2 separate regions of the Homo sapiens genome follow, and region 2 is linked to region 1. The links are chromatin loops, found by intact Hi-C in ENCODE. Cell type or tissue: ascending aorta. All regions are shown on one strand.

Region 1 (8,000 bases):
GACCCTCACCTCCCGGACGGGGCGGCTGGCCGGGCAGGGGCTGACCCCCCACCTCCCTCCCAGACGGGGTGGCTGGCTGGGCGGGGGCTGACCCCCCACCTCCCTCCCGGACGGGGCGGCTGGCTGGGCGGGGGCTGACCCCCCCACCTCCCTCCCGGATGGGGTGGCTGGCCGGGCGGGGGCTGCCCCCCACCTCCCTCCCAGATGGGGCGGCTGGCGGGGCGGGGGCTGCCCCCCACCTCCTGGACCGGGCAGCTGCTGGGCGGAGGGGCTCCTCACTTCGCAGATGGGGCGGCTGCCGGGCGGAGGGGCTCCTCACTTCCCAGACGGGGTGGCTGCCGGGCGGAGGGGCTCCTCACTTCTCAGACGGGGCGGCCGGGCAGAGACGCTCCTCACCTCCCAGATGGGGTGGCAGTCGGGCAGAGACGCTCCTCAGTTCCCAGACGAGGTCGCGGCCTGGCAGAGGCGCTCCTCACATCCCAGACGGGGCGGCGGGGCAGAGGCGCTCCCCACATCTCAGACGATGGGCGGCCGGGCAGAGACACTCCTCACTTCCTAGACGGGATGGCGGCCGGGAAGAGGCGCTCCTCACTTCCCAGACTGGGCAGCCGGTCAGAAGGGCTCCTCACATCCCTGACGATGGGCGGCCAGGCAGAAAAACGCTCCTCACTTCCCAGACGGGGTGGTGGCCGGGCAGAGGCTGCAACCTCGGCACTTTGGGAGGCCAAGGCAGGCGGCTGGGAGGTGGAGGTTGTAGCGAGCCGAGATCACGCCACTGCACTCCAGCCTTTCCTGATTTCCCACTCCTCTCTGGGGTTACCGAATCCCTCCTGCACGCCCCTGCCCTGGCTGGCGTGTTTCTTGGTCGGTTCCGCCCACAGGCCGGGTCCAGTTTTTTGTATTTTTAGTAGAGACAGGGTTTCACCATGTTAGCCAGGATGGTGTTGATCTCCTGAACTCGTGATCCGCCCGCCTTGGCCTCCCAAAGTGCTGGGATTACAGGCGTGAGCCAGCGCGTGTGGCCTATTTATTTATTCATTGAGACAGAGTCTCGCTCCGTCGCTCAGGCTGGAGTGGAGTGGTGTGATCTTGGCTCACTGCCATCTTTGCCGCCTGAATTCAAGCGATTTGACATGTTAGCACCTTTGGCATTTTAGTCCAAATCAATGTTGACAAAGTAGGGACTTAACTCTTTTCATCTTCATTTTTCCAAAAGCAGATTCACGCAGCACCTTCATTTTCCTCTATAATATACAATATTTTTGCTTCAACTATTGAAATGATTCCTTCATTCTGAACTTCAAACATGTAGAGGGTTTTCCAAGTCCCTAAGGCAGGAAGCAGTTCCTTATCAAATTCATTATCAAGGCTGGGTGTGGTTTCTCATGCCTGTAATCTCAGCACTCTGGGAGGCCAAGGTGGGTGGATCGTTTGAGCCCAGGAGTTCAAGGCCAGCCTGGGCAAAATTGTGAAATCCCATCTCTATAAAAAATACAAAAATTAGGCTGGCCACGGTGGCTCATGCCTGTAATCCCAGCATTTTGGGAGGCTGAGGCAGGCCGATCACAGGGTCAGGAGATCAAGACCATCCTGGCCAACAAGGTGAAACCCCATCTCCATAAAAAATAAAAACATTAGCTGGGTGTGGCGGCATGTGGCAAAAAAAAAAAAAAAAAAAAAAAAGCTAGGTGTAGTGGCACATGCCTTTAGTCCCAGCTACTTGGGAGGCTGAGGTAGGAGAACAGCTTGAGCCTGGGAGGTCGAGGCTACAGTAAGCCATGATCGAGCCACTGCACTCCAGCCTGGGTAACAGAGCAAGACTATCTCAAAAAAAAAAAAAAAAAAAAAATATATATATATATATATATATGTATGTATTTATATATACACACACACACACACATATATATATTTCACTATCAAAATCCACAACCAGAACTCCTCACCCCACTTTCTTGACTGGCTCCTCTATGTAACTGCCTTCTGAGTCCTTCCAGTCTTGTGCAAACCTCTCTGGGATTTTGGATTGGGTTTTTGTACATTCCACTCTGTTGTCAGGCCTGTTCACTTGATTGTGTGAGCCTGCCTTCAACCTCAGGCAGCTAGACTTCAAATTTCTGGGCCTCTTGTTTTTCTATATTTTTGTCTGAATTTTGTTAATTTGTGACTCAAACTGGCTGTATCTCCCATTTGAAGATTTCTTTTGTACATGTTTTTCATTTTTGTTATGCCATTTCTTTGATCCATCTCCATCTGTATTTATTTCATTGACTTTCTCTTGTAGTTTTTTCCTTTTCAGTTGAGGTGGAAGACTGCCAACATCCTCTGGGGTTACACCCCTTACACTACAGACTTTTTTCTTTGAGATGGAGTCTCACTCTGTCACCCAGGTTGGAGTGCAGTGGCATGATCTCAGCTTACTGCAACCTCCACCTCCCAGGTCCAAGCGATTCTCCCATCTCAGCCTCCCAAGTAGCTGGGATTACAGGTGTGCACCACCACATCTGGTTAATTTTTGTATTTTTGGTAGAGATGGGGTTTCACCATGTTGTCCAGGCTGGTCTGAAACTCCTGACCTCGACTGATCCACCTGCCTCAGACTCCCAATATGCTGGGATGATTACTGGTGTGAACCACTGTGCCCAGCCTACATTATAGACTTTTGAAGCAGCCAATATTGGGTTTGATAACGAGCTCATTAAACCAATCAGTTCCTTTTGCTGCTTTGGAGCTTTATTTATACATTTTTATGAACAGCCAGAAGTTTCCTTTCAATTTGCCACCACAGCTGACCCTGGTTTGCCTTCTCCTCAGAAATCTGAAAGACTATTATCAAGCACCTTATTGGCAGAGTGTAGTCCTCAGATGTCTCCAGGAGGCTCACACTCTGACTTGAAAGTTTTTATTACCAGCTGTGACATTTTTCTGATCATTGATTCAGTTGCCTTTACTATTCTCTCCAAGCATCTCCTATTGATTGCTATCACCTGTTGCCCAATCGCTACATATGTCTTCACTGATTCTCTCATTCTCACTATCCTCTTTCCCTCTATCTCTTGTATTTTCTGGAAGTTGTTGGAACTATTAGGATGGTAAAATTCCTGCAGCTCAGTGTCAAATTTCTTGAATTGATGAGTAATTCAATTCTCATTGAGTAGTCTGCCGTCTTCTGCCATTGGTGATGTTTTCGCAGCTTGGTGGTGTGCCTTTTTCAACATCGACTTTTAAAAACGTGTTTTTAAAACATATGGCATTTTCTCAAAATACTGATGTGCTCAGCAGCCTTTTTATAATCTCAATTGTCTTTTACTTGCCTCAAGTTGCTTCCATCAAGTCTCTGTCGGTGGTTGTGCCTTCTGGGCATCATGAAAGTGAGATTTCCTCTCCTGCTTTTGGTTTTGAACATGCCCTTGTAACTCCACGGTGATCTGAAAGTTCAAGACCTCAAAGAAGATAACTTAATGCTGCCTAGCGTGATCACTCATTTTGTTCACAGGGAGGGAAGGAGAGTTTTACGTAATGTATTCTTTCTCCTTCCAGTTCCTTTTAGGTTGGCATGTCTTTAAAAGATTCCTGAGTTGTTTTGTATAGCTGAGTTCAATCTCAGTCCTTTCCTTGGCAGATATGATGAATTTCTCAAGACTATCGATTTTCTAAGTTGTCAAACTGATCCCAGAGTTCTGGGTCCAGGCAGGCAAGTGGGTCCCACTCGGCCACGCCCTTGCCTCCTGAGCTCCTAGTGGCCGCCGCCCCGCTCCTTGGGCTCCTCAGCCGCTCCTCCTTCCGGTCCCTCCTCAACAAGATGGCCGGAAGAACCCGCGACGACGCCTGCAGGGCCGCCTGCCTTGGGTACTTGAACGTGTGAATAACCGGCCATTCGCGACTCCAGCGGCCCAGGCACACGTTCCCCCCGGGTAGGTGTGTGGAGCGGCCGGGGCGTAGCCACGGCACCAGCCCAGGAGGGAAAGACGGAGAGGTACGGACGTCGCCCGCCATCTCTCCGGAAGCTCCTGCCGGGCTGGGACCCCGGCGGAAAGTCTTGCCGAGAGGTCGCCCCCTGCCGCCGTGGAGGCCGTCGGCCAGAGCGACCGGAGGCGGAGTTTGCAGCCTGGCAAGGAGAATGGAGCGCTCCGGGGTTGGGCGGGCGGGGGAGCCGGGAGCCGGGCGCCTAGAATGGAGTTCCCCCGGGAGGAGCCCGAAGCAGCGTCCTTCCGGGAGCACCCAGGGAAGAACCTGGAGGTCCAACCTGTGGGCTCTTAAGAGAAGGGAGGCGGCCTATCGAAAGTCCTAGAGGCCCGAGGTAACAGGGCTTCAGGGGCCACTAGTACGTCTTTCCTGCTGACACCTCAGGCCTGTAACAGAAAACAGAAGCACCCAAGGAATGTCAAAAGGCCACAGGAATAAGTTTGAAGGGGCTGCCGTTGGTTGAATTTTGTATAATTTGACAAGTATTTAAAACATTCAATTAAAAAGAATCCATGGGTTCATATTACCACAACTACTACACTAATATTAATATAAAAGGAGAGAGAAGTAAAGATGCTTTTTCAAAACAGTAGAATGACAACCAATAAATATAGGAATTATAAAATTGGAAATCCACCATTTTGCAGCAATCGTGGTAATAATTGATTCAGCCAAGAATCACCAGTGGAAGCTGAAACTATTAGGTGAAAGACTGGGAATAGGTTATTCACACAGTCTTAAAGTAACACCTCCTGGATTACTTATTAATTATAAAGGGGAAATTTTTCAGGCAATGGAGACATTTGCTGGACATTGCCTTAGCCAAAAGTCAAACTTAGCATTTCCAGTAATAGGACAAACTGAGACTGTGTGCCTCCTGGTGTGAGGAACAGGAAGAACACACATCATCTGGGTAGTATTTCTAATAGGCTCAACCTGATTAATGAAGAAACAATCAGACAAATCAAAATTGAGGAACATTCTGCAAAGCAATTGACTTGAGTTCTTAAAAGATGGCAATATCTTTTTTTTTTTTTTTTTTGAGATAGAGTCTCACTCTGTCTCCCAGGCTGAAGTGCAGTGGTGCGATCTCGGCTCACTGCAACCTCCGCCTCCCCGGTTCAAGCAATTCTCCTGCCTCAGCCTCCGAAGTATCTGGGATTACAGGCACGTGACACCATACCCAGCTAATTTTTGGATTTTTAGTAGAGCCAGGGTTTCACTATGTTGGCCAGGGTGGTCTCAAACTCCTGACCTCAAGTGATCCCGCCTCAGCCTCCCAAAGTGCTGGGATTACAGGCGTGAGCCACCGCACCCAGCCAAAAGTTGGCAATATTGTGAAAGAACAAAGTGATAGGGCAGCAGTCTGCAGATCAAAGAAGGGTCAAGAAACTACAACTTACATGCATGGTGTGATTCTGGACTGGATCTTGGTTTGAGTCTTGGTTTAGGAGGAAAACACAATTATAAGAGACATTATTGCAAAAGTTGGATAAATTTGAATATGAACTCAATATTAGATAATATATCAGTTTCCTGGGTGCAATAATTTTATGTAGTTATGAAGGAGAATGACTGTTCTTAGGACATACAGACAAAAGTATTTACAGGAGAAGTGTCTTGATGTCTGCAACAAATTCCCAAATGGTTCATATATATGTGTTATATATATGTTTATATATATGTAAATGTAAATATATGTGTGTGTGTATGTGTATTCAGAGAGAAAAGCAAATACAATGTGACTTTTGAACAATGTCAGTTAAGCATTCTGACTAACCCACATATACATTTTGACTCCCCAAAAACTTTACTAATAGGCTACTGTTGACCAGAAGCCTTACTGATAATATAGTTATTTTGTATGTTATATGTATTATATACTGTATTCTTACAATAAAGTAAGCCAGAGAAAAGAAAATATTAAGAAAATCGTAATGAAAATACATTTACAGTACCGTACTGTGCTTACTGATACTGTAAGTTTCAATTGTCTTTTTAAGATGAATCGTCTGTCTGAAATGGTGGGCAACTGCAGCTGCAGACCTCAATCCATGGTACATATCAAGCAATTCAACTTGTTCTTGTAATGTCATGACTTGACTTTGCTTCTCGGGAGCACTTCCACCATTACTAGAGGCACTACGTGTGGGTGCCATGGTGTTATTCAAGATTTACAGCGTTGTGCTAAACACAATGAAAGACACGTGAAAACCACAAGAGATCACTTTTTACTATAGTATGCAATTTACTGGTGATAGTATCTGCTCTCGTGGAGATGATTAGCGTCACAGGTGTTTAAAGCAGGTACTTGGTTTTTATCAATTTTAATTTTTTATAATAGATTTGTGGGTCGGGTGCAGTGGCTCATGCCTGTAATCCCAGCACTTTGGGAGACTGAGGTGGGTGGATCACGAGGTCAGGAGTTCGAGACCAGCCTGGCCAACATGGTGAAACCCCGTCACTACTAAAAATACAAAAATTAGCTGGGTGTGGTGGTGGGTGCCTGTAATCCCAGCTACTCAGGAGGCTGAGGCAGGAGAATCATTTGAATCCGGGAGGCAGAGGTTGCAGTGAGCCAAGATTGTGTCATTGCGTTCCAGCCTGGGCGACAGGGCATGACTCCGTTATAAAAAAATATATATAATAGATTTTGTGTATTTTATGGTAGAACATGATAAAATAGACTAATATCTACCTGTATTTTATGCATTCTTGACAAACCAGTGTTGCTCAAGGGACAACTGTATGACAAAAATGCTAAAAAATGGTGAATCTAGGTGAAGAGTATGTGGGTGCTCATTGTACCATTTGTGCAAATTTTCTATAAATTTGACATTTTTTAGGATCAAAAGGTCTGTAATCCCATGCATGCCTGTGGTCCCAGGTACTCAGGAGGTTGAGGGAGGAGGATCACTTGAGCCTCACAGGAGGCAGAGGCTGCAGTGAGTCAAGATCGCACCACTGCACTCCAGCCTGGGAGAAAGTAAGACCTTGTCTTTAAAAAATAATAAAATAGGCCGGGCATGGTGGCTCATGCCTGTAATTCCAGCACTTTGGGAGGCTGAAGCAGGTGGATCACCTGAGGTCAGGAGTTCAAGGCCAGCCTGGCTAAAATGGTGAAACCCCATCTCTACTAAAAATACAAAAATTAGCCAGGCATGGTGGCACATACCTGTAATCCCAGCTACTTGGGAGCCCGAGGCAGTAGAATTGCTTGAACCCAGGAGGTGGAGGTTACAATTCAAAAACAAATCCTGATTTATCTCTTTACCTTCAAAACACAAGCACAATCTGACCCCTTCTTACCACCTCTTCTGCTCCCAATCAGAGTTCCCACTGGGTTCTTTCACATACCCCTTGCCCATCTCCCCGCTCCCCTCTCCCTTGCCCATTTGAGGTGCTTCCCTGAGTTCCCTGGTTGCTGCTCACCTCCCTCCTGGCTTCTCTTCCCTGCCAGCCCCTTAGTGTCTGAGTCCCCTTCTCCCTCCCTGGAGTGTCTCATGCACAGCTGGGGCTTTGCTCACCATGGACTGCTGACAGCTCCCCTAGCCGCACCCAAAGTGCTGGGATTACAGGCACGAGCCACCACACCTGGCAAGATGCTCTTTTTAATCTTTTTGTTTGTTCTTTTAATTTTTTTAAATTGACAAATAATAATTGTACATATTCATGGGGTACACAGTGTTTTTTTTTTTTTTTTTTAACTTGGGATGGAGTCTCACTCTGCTGCTCAGGCTGGAGTGAAGTGGCGCTATCTGGGCTCACTGCAACCTCCACCTCCTGGGTTCAAGCAATTCTCGTGCCTCAGCCTGCCGAGTAGCTGGGACTACAGGCACACACACACACCACCACACCCAGCTAATTTTTTGCATTTTTAGTAGAGCTGGGATTTCACCATGTTGGCTGGTCTTGAACTCCTGACCTCAGGTAATCTGCCTGCCTTGGCCTCCCAAAGTGCTGGGATTACAGGCATGAGCCACCGTGCCCTCCCAGATATCTCTTTGATATAATGATTTCCTTTCCTGGGGATA
Region 2 (8,000 bases), 140 kb before region 1:
AAGTGTACTGGTAAATGATTTTTAGAAAATGTATGGAATTGTGCAACTGTCACCATAATCCAATTTTAGAACATTTCCATCACTCCCAGAAGATCCCTCATGCCCCTGTATACTTCTCTGGATGCCACTTTCCTTCACATGACAGTATCAGGAGGAGTGGGGGACAAATGAGGGGATCCCCAAGAGATCCTCTGCCTGTGAGTCTGGGACCAACACCACAACCACATACATAGCATGAACCCACATGACACCCCTCTTTTGGGGAGACCCAGGTGAGGCCTCCTCCTGAGGGCCCTGGCCACACTGAGCCCCATCCTTACCCTTCCAGGTGGATAAAGTTTGAAGAAAAGGTAGAGGAAGGCGGCGAACGCTGGAGCAAGCCCCACGTGTCCACACTATCCCTGCACAGCCTCTTCGAGCTCCGTACCTGCCTGCAGACGGGGACGGTGCTGCTGGATTTGGACAGTGGCTCCTTACCACAGATCATAGGTGAGGCAGGGGCCACTGTGTGCATCTCTCCTGTGGTCCCTGCAAACCAGGGCAGCTCCCCTGACCTCATGCCTGCCCTCAAGTCTGTGTGACGGCCCGTCTCTGACACCTGATTCTGCAGAGACCAGCTTTGACTCTGTTGCTCCCAGGGCAGGATCATAGTCACTCCAAGTTTCAGTACCATGTAGACCTCCAGTAGAGAGGAAAAGACCATCCTCCAAAATGCCATCCAGAAATGTGGTAAAAGGGGAGAGGGCCTCTTGCATAGTCAGAGATACCTCTTGCCATGACAACCTGTTTCTTTTCAGGGTAAAATGGGTCATCATTCATCTTTAGGAAATTAGCTGTCATTTAGTGGTGTGTCGAAGGGAGGAGTTGGCTTGCCTTAACACCCCTAAAAATTTTTGTGAGTTTTGTTCTAGCACATTGGATTTTGCCAGAAGTATTTTGCCCAAAATACTTTTCTAAAAAGAGTTCATTTTAGGACTAAAACCATTGAACACAGTACTTTTGTGCCTCCTGGGGCAGTTTCATATGTACTGTTTATTTCACTTTTCATAAGAACATTGACAGAAAGAGCAGACACACACACACACACACACACACACACACACGTGCCCTTGAACAGGAGGAGGCCAAGAGTTGGTGATGTGCCCAGTTTTCCACAGCTAGTGGCAAAGCCAGGAGTACTTCCACACCCCCTCTGCCACATTTAATCCCACTAATAACAGGTGAAACTGAAGACTTCCATACCCTGGAGCTGTTCTGTCCCACAGGGATGAGGTGTGTATGTTTTCCACACAGATGATGTCATTGAGAAGCAGATTGAGGATGGTCTCCTGCGGCCAGAGCTCCGGGAGAGGGTCAGTTACGTCCTCCTGAGGAGGCACCGCCACCAAACCAAGAAGCCCATCCACCGCTCCTTAGCTGACATTGGGAAGTCAGTCTCCACCACAAGTGAGTCAGGCCTTACGCTGGTAGGCATGGGACATGCAGGGCCAGTATCAGGCCCTGGTACCCGGGTGAGCCCACCTTAGGGGCTGGGAGTTTCTGGAGAAATTCTGATGTTCTGGGGATCCCTCAGCCTCCTTCTCTGGCAGGCCTGTGGGGACCCCAGCCACACTCCCGTGTTGTTCCCACCACCAGAGCAGAACAATTTCTAGGGAGAGAGTTGGTTCCCAGCCAGGGCTGCATGTGGCAGATCACTTTGGGGCTTGAGATGTGTCCTAATGCCTGGGCCCCACCTTGGAGAGTTGGAGTCAATTGTTCTGGGGTATGGCCTAGAAAAAGAGAAGTTAGAATGCACCCCAAGAGATTCTTATGTCACACAGCATTGGGAAATGCTGGTAGAGATGGCTTGCTATGGAAAGGACCCAAAAGTTTCACATCAAACCCCCTAGAGAGGTCAAGAGCCTCAGCAGAAAATGGAACACATCAGGGTGGTAGAAGGGGCTGGGCTTATCTCAAGAGTGCCAGGGCTTGTAGATCTGGTGGCTGATGTCACTCTGATTAGCAGGACCTGGGGCCATTTAGAGAGAGTGGCTTGTTGCATGTACACATCTCAAATCTCCAACATTCCACTATCAGTATCCCAGCCTAGATGCCCAGGGACACTAGCCCTACTGAGCCTGTCAGACAAACACAGTAACCAGAGCAAAGTTGCTACATTAAAAACATTGAGGAACCTCTTTAAATGAATTACTTAAAAATGGGAAGTGGGCCGGACATGGTGGCCCACACCTGTAATCCCAGCACTTTGAGAGTCCAAGGTGGGTGGATTGCTTGAGCTCAGGAGTTTGCGACCAGCCTGGGTGACATGGCATAAACCCCATCTCTACAAGAAATACATAAACCTCATGGCTTAAACCCCATGGCATAAACCCCGCCTTACAAAAAATTAGCCAAGTGTGGTGGCACACACCTGTAGTCCCAGCTAATCAGGAGGCTGAGATGGGAGGATCGCTTGAACCCAGGAGACGGAGGTTGCAGTGAGCAGAGATCGTGCCATTGCACTCCAGCCTGGGCAACAGAGCAAGTCCTTGTCTCAAAAAATCGCTCCCAAAACAACGGGAAGTGTTTAACATACCATAATAGCAACAGATACATACTCAGCACTTAACTACATTCTGGGCACTATTCTGAGTGCTCTTCCTGTTTTAACTCACTTCATCCTCACAAAAATGCTGTGGCGTGTAGGTACGGTTCTTGTCTCCATTTTACAGATGAGACGCCTGAGGCACAGAGAGTTTAAGTAACTTGCCTAAGGTCACAAAGCCATTAAGTGGTGGAATCAGGGATGAACCCAAGCAGTCTACTACACCTTGTGCCCATTTAATGCACTGTGTATCTCTCTCACTTTCAACAGTACAGATATTCTCTCTAATCTTGTTCTTTTTTTTTTTTTTGAGACGGAGTCTCACTCTGTCACCCAGGCTGGAGTGCAATGGCGCGATCTCAGCTCACTGCAAACTCTGCCTCCTGGATTCAAGTGATTCTCCTGCCTCAGCCTCCCAAGTAGCTGGGATTACAGGTGCCCACCACCATGCCTGGCTATTTTTTGTATTTTAGTAGATACAGGGTTTCACCATGTTGGCCAGGCTGGTCTCAAACTCCTGACCTCAGGTCATCCACCCACCTCAGCCTCCCAAAGTGCTGGGATTACAGGCGTGAGCCATCGTGCCCAGCCTGTAATCTTGTTCAGACTATTGACTTGCTTAAATTAAAAAAAAAAAAAAAAAAAGAATTTCTTCCCAGAAGGGGAAGAGACATGTCTTGCCACCCAGTTTTATTTAGTTAAAGTGAACTAACCCAAGAGGCTTCGCTACACCAGCAAGGCTGTCGAAGCCAAGTCCCTTCTGATTCTCCTCCCAGATCGCAGTCCTGCCCGGAGCCCTGGTGCTGGCCCGAGTCTACACCACTCCACGGAAGACCTGCGGATGCGGCAGAGTGCAAATTACGGACGTCTGTGTGAGTGTGTGCTCTGCCGCTCTGTGGCAGCTTTATTCAGGCTGTGGCAGCTGTGACATGGCCACATTGCCATAGGTGGGGGAGACAAAGCCCAGGATCTGCCAAGAATTCTCAGGGCATGCATCAGGAGGAGCCTAACTTTCACTCTAAACCCAGGCTGCTCTCAGGGCCTCATTTACTACCATAATATTCAAGTCATTCCTCTGAAAAATGAGGCTGTCAGTCACATCCTGGTGTAATCAATACCCACTCCCATATTCTAGGTGTTTTTATCTTAGTCTGTACCTTCATCTTCATCAAACTGACATTAACCCTGTTTTTTGGTGAAAAGCTTTCCTGGAAATGGAATCAAAAACAGGCAAGGTCCTTTCCTTCAGTTCAGTCAGGCAGCATTCCCATCACTGGGTGGCAGTCTCATGCCACCATGGAGAAGAAATGTGGGCAGAGTCACGGCCCCTTTTTTCTGGGAATGGCTGGTAGGGGGCGGGGTGTGGGTTTGAGGTGAGAGGTGACAGACAGGTTTTACATGCACCTCGTCAGGGATACACAGACAGGCGAGCTGGGGAAAAGAAAGGAGCGAACTTAGAAAGTGAAGTGAAAAAGAAAAAGCAGTGAAGGACTATTTTCCTTCAGGTACTTTTACTAAAATGCCAAGATGTTAACAAGTTCAGCCCAGTGCTGTACCCCTGTCCAGGCCCAAGGAGTGACTTGGGGGCAATGCAGCCCCTGCCTGTGGCCTTGGGCACAGCAGGCATTTGCTGCAGTCTTCTCTCTCTGTCCTGATGACCCAAGTCCTCTTAGTCTCCCCAGCTTTGTTATGCCACATAGGGATGCCCAGTGGCAGTGTTCAGTGGGTACAGAGTGGCTTCGGGAAGACCTTCCACTCAGTTATCATTGTATATGAGGTCACCTCCCTACTGACACTGCTTAGGGGTGGGAACCACTGGGACAAGAGGCACGAATGGATGATTGCAGCTTTGTGTGAACCAGGTCATATTCAAGGTGGGCACCCGCCATGAGGTGGCCCAGCATGCAGAACACAGCGCACAGGGGAAGGATCAGAGAGGAGGAGACACTGACTGAGTCTTGGAGCATAAATAGAAGTTTTCCAGGAGCAAGGAGGAGGAAGAGGGGGTTCTAAACAAACAAAACAAATAGGAGGTTGGGGGATGGAAGAGAAGGAGCTGGAGCTATGAAAATAAAAACATTAGTCCAGTTCACAGGAAGTGCAGGAGTTAAAGGGAAGAGAGAGTCAAATCAAAGAGGGCCTTGTGCACCCAGCAAAAGAACCCGGGTTTTATTCTGAAGATAATGGGAACCCCTGGGAAGCTTGAAGCAGGAGCATGCTGTGATCGGATTTCTGTCTGAGTAGGAATAATCTAGAAGGGGCAACATTGGAAGGCAGAGACTGAGCCTGCATTCCAGAATGGAGAGGAAGGGACAGAGGTGGAATTGAAGTACTGGTGGGAAGTAGGAGGTGAGGAAGAGGGAGGGCCCAAGGCTGCTCCTAGATTTCTGTCTAAAGGGCTGGTGGATGGGAGGGAGGGGCATTGAGTGGAATGTGTCCATGAGGAAAGTGATTTGGGGGCAGGTAAAGAGTTGCATTTGAGGTGCCAGAGGGGACTGCTCCAAGGAGTCTGCAGCTCAGAAGAGGAGTCAGACTAAAGATCCATCCTGGGCATCCTCAGCCCAAATGGGTGTTGGAAACAACAGGAGTGGGAGCGATTGACCAGCGGAGAGGCTGAGGCACCTGGAGGGGATGAGAGCAAAGACAAGGCCCTGGGATGTCCAAGCAGGAGAGGATCCTGGGACAGAAATGAGAGGAGGAGAGCCAAGAGGAGCAGCATTCTGGACACCAGGAGTGGCACAGGCCAATAGCCGAGACACGATAGGTCTGAGGGTGTCCACCAGATTGGGCTAGTGGGAGAGGAGAGCTGGCTTTCTCTCTCTTAACAGAGGAAGGAACTATTGGGCAGTTCAAATAATTGGCTATCACTGTTCTCATGGGAAGCCCACCTTCCTTCCCTCTGCCAGCCTAAATCCCCAGCCCATGTTTGAAGACTCTCACCGGTCATGGAGGACAGAGGTGAAACTGCTCCCCCTCCAGCAAATTCCAAGCTAAGTGACACATGGAACCTCACCTAATAATGCGTCTGTGTCCCTCCTCCTATCCGGGCCTGGTGCAGAGCCACACCCAGAGTAGACAGCCTGGTGACATCCAAGACGTTGGGGTGGAGGAGTAGAGACTAGAGTGTGGTAGATTGAGGAGGGAGAAGGAAACAGTGGAAACTGGAGTCTAACACCTCTTTCAGGAAAGCAGCCATTGAACAGAAGGAAAGTGAGAGGATGCTAGTTTAAGGGGACTGCAGGATTAAGGGGGAGGGAGTTTGCTTTGGTTATGAACATGGGAGAGGTACATGAGTAGGGCCCATAGGAAAGGGACCTGCAAGAGCCTGGCTTCCCCTGATGGATCTTCTTTTCCTTTTCTCCTAGGTCATGCCCAGAGCAGAAGCATGAATGACATTTCTCTCACCCCAAACACAGACCAGGTAGTAAAACCCCTGCACTTAGCTGCAATGGAGGGCCAGGGCAGGAAAAAGTCTTTGGTTTCAGGAGCAGGGATCCCCTATGGGCAGAGTTCCACTCCTACAAAGGAGTGGGAGTTCCAGGAAGATCCCCAGTGGGGACTCTGGGCTGCCTGGGGGACTTTGCCAAGGCCAGTAGTCGGGGAATGACGGAGTCCCAGGTGCTGGCTCTGTGTCAGGCCCTGGGGGTGTGGGACAGAGAACATGATTAAATGAGGCGCCAGCTGTCCTTGAGCTTGGGATTTGTTGGAGAGAGAAGACCAGCACACATGGCTTCATCTATCCTGTGATCCACAAGCACCTTTAAAGATGGGATAGGGACTGGGGCTGGCAGAGAGACAGAAAAGAATCTCCCTGTGGCGAGAACAGTGGTAGTTAATTAGACTGTCCAATAGTGCATCTTCTTCCTGTGGTCTCCCATGAACTGGGCTGAAACCCTCGTGATGAGATCAGAATTCTGCAAACAAATTGGGTCCAGTTCTAAGGCCCACAGCCCCAGAATCCTGTGACTGTGCCCCTTGGGGAAGCCCAGAGGAGGCCCCCTTAATTCCAACTCCTGCATACCTCAAGGACAGGAGGCCCCATGGTCCCCTTGTCTATCTCCCCAGGAGTAGGAAGAAAGATGACAAAGGAAACCTGAGACTTGGCGAGGAGCCTTCAGGAGCTTGGGTGACCTCCAGGCCTTCCAGCCACCCCTAAGTTTGGTGGAAGGCAAAAACAAAGTCAGCCCCTCATGTCAGTGTCCCGGGCACAAATAAATTAATAACAACAGTAACAAAATCAATCAATATTTAAGCTCCACACCACATGCACTACACTGTGCCAGGCATTTTCTGTGAATCACAAAGGCACTATTTTCATTCCCATTTTACTCATGAGAGAACACTGAGGCTTACAGCAGTTAAATAACACACCAAAGTCTATACAGCTGAAAGACAGAACTTTGATTTGACCTAGGCAGTCTAACTCCAGAGCCCTTAACTTGGAAGTAATTTAGGAACTAGTCAGTATTCTGGAACATTATTTGGAGAGGAAAACCACTTTTACTCATGCATACAGACAGTGCAACTGTGATAAGAAAGCATTACCTAGTAAAAGTTTTTTATAACCTGTTTTAATGAATGTGTGAGTGGTAATAATAACACTAGCTGTCCCTTTCACCAGACAGTGCTTTCTTGATTTGGGGATTGGAACCCATCACCTAGCGCCAGCATCTGGTTCTCCTTGCTGATACTTGATGCTGCTTCTCGGTATTTGCAGCATCAGTGGTCTCTGCTATTGGGTGCTCTTCAGGTGCAAGCCCAGAGGCATTTGCTCTGCAGGCTCTTTCTTCATCATTGATTTGTGCAAAGCTAAACTCCATGCCTGCCCTCAGCTGGCAGATTCCCAGTGAACAGAGAGTAGATTCAGACAGCATCGTTGTGCTGCAGTGACTCTGCAGTGCAGAGCCAGATTGGAGTCCCCAAGGGTTCAGGAAGTGGAGTCAGCAGGGCCCTGGTTATACAAGCCCACATCCAGGCTTTGGGCAAGCCAGGGTTGGTTGGAACACTAGCATGCTCCCATTTCTGGGATGCCACAACCCTGGCCTTCTTACCAAACATGTCACAACGTGTAAGGAAGGACCAACTCCCTGGTTAAATTTCTCTTATCTTCTGTATTACAAGTGGGTTGGTTGGATGGCCAGGTGTGGTGGCACACACCTGTAATTCCAGCAGTTTGGGAGGCTGAGGCTGATGGATTGAGGCCAGGAGTTTGAGACCAGCCTGGCCAACATGGAGAAACCCTATCTCGATCAAAAATACAAAAATTAGCCGGGCGTGGTGGCACATGCCTGTAGTCCCAGGCATGTGCCAGACAGGCACGAGAACTGCTTGAACCCAGGAGGAGGAGGTTGCAGTGAGCCAAGATGGTGCCACTGCACTCCAGCCTTTACGACAGAGTGAGACTCTTGTCTCAAAA

What was found. A loop is a pair of places that touch in the nucleus more often than their neighbours do. Peaks named below come from ENCODE experiments on the same cell type or tissue, not always from the same donor. Only the 100,000 strongest peaks of a DNase experiment are listed, where the experiment ranks them.
Region 2: a loop joins it to region 1, with 4 times the contacts of the local background. A loop is called at or near these places in 2 of 110 quality-filtered maps.

The regions. Positions count from the first base shown.
Region 1 is chr2:74,116,361-74,124,360 of GRCh38, reverse strand. It overlaps a transcript of TET3 not described here and the pseudogene FNBP1P1. Among named protein-coding and RNA genes, the nearest start is that of BOLA3, 28 kb to the left of the region's middle. RefSeq lists enhancers at 86-788, 3,732-4,091. In ascending aorta, CTCF peaks have their summits at 4,068 (motif pointing left) and 4,824; DNase peaks (open chromatin) are centred at 3,770 and 4,060; H3K4me3 peaks cover 1,506 bases; H3K27ac peaks cover 948 bases.
Region 2 is chr2:74,257,593-74,265,592 of GRCh38, reverse strand. It overlaps SLC4A5 (solute carrier family 4 member 5), which reads left to right. Exons shown (of 31, transcript NM_133478.3): 9 at 329-489; 10 at 1,294-1,446; 11 at 3,361-3,456; 12 at 5,950-6,005. Among named protein-coding and RNA genes, the nearest start is that of MTHFD2, 63 kb to the right of the region's middle. In ascending aorta, a CTCF peak has its summit at 3,866 (motif pointing right); a DNase peak (open chromatin) is centred at 3,902.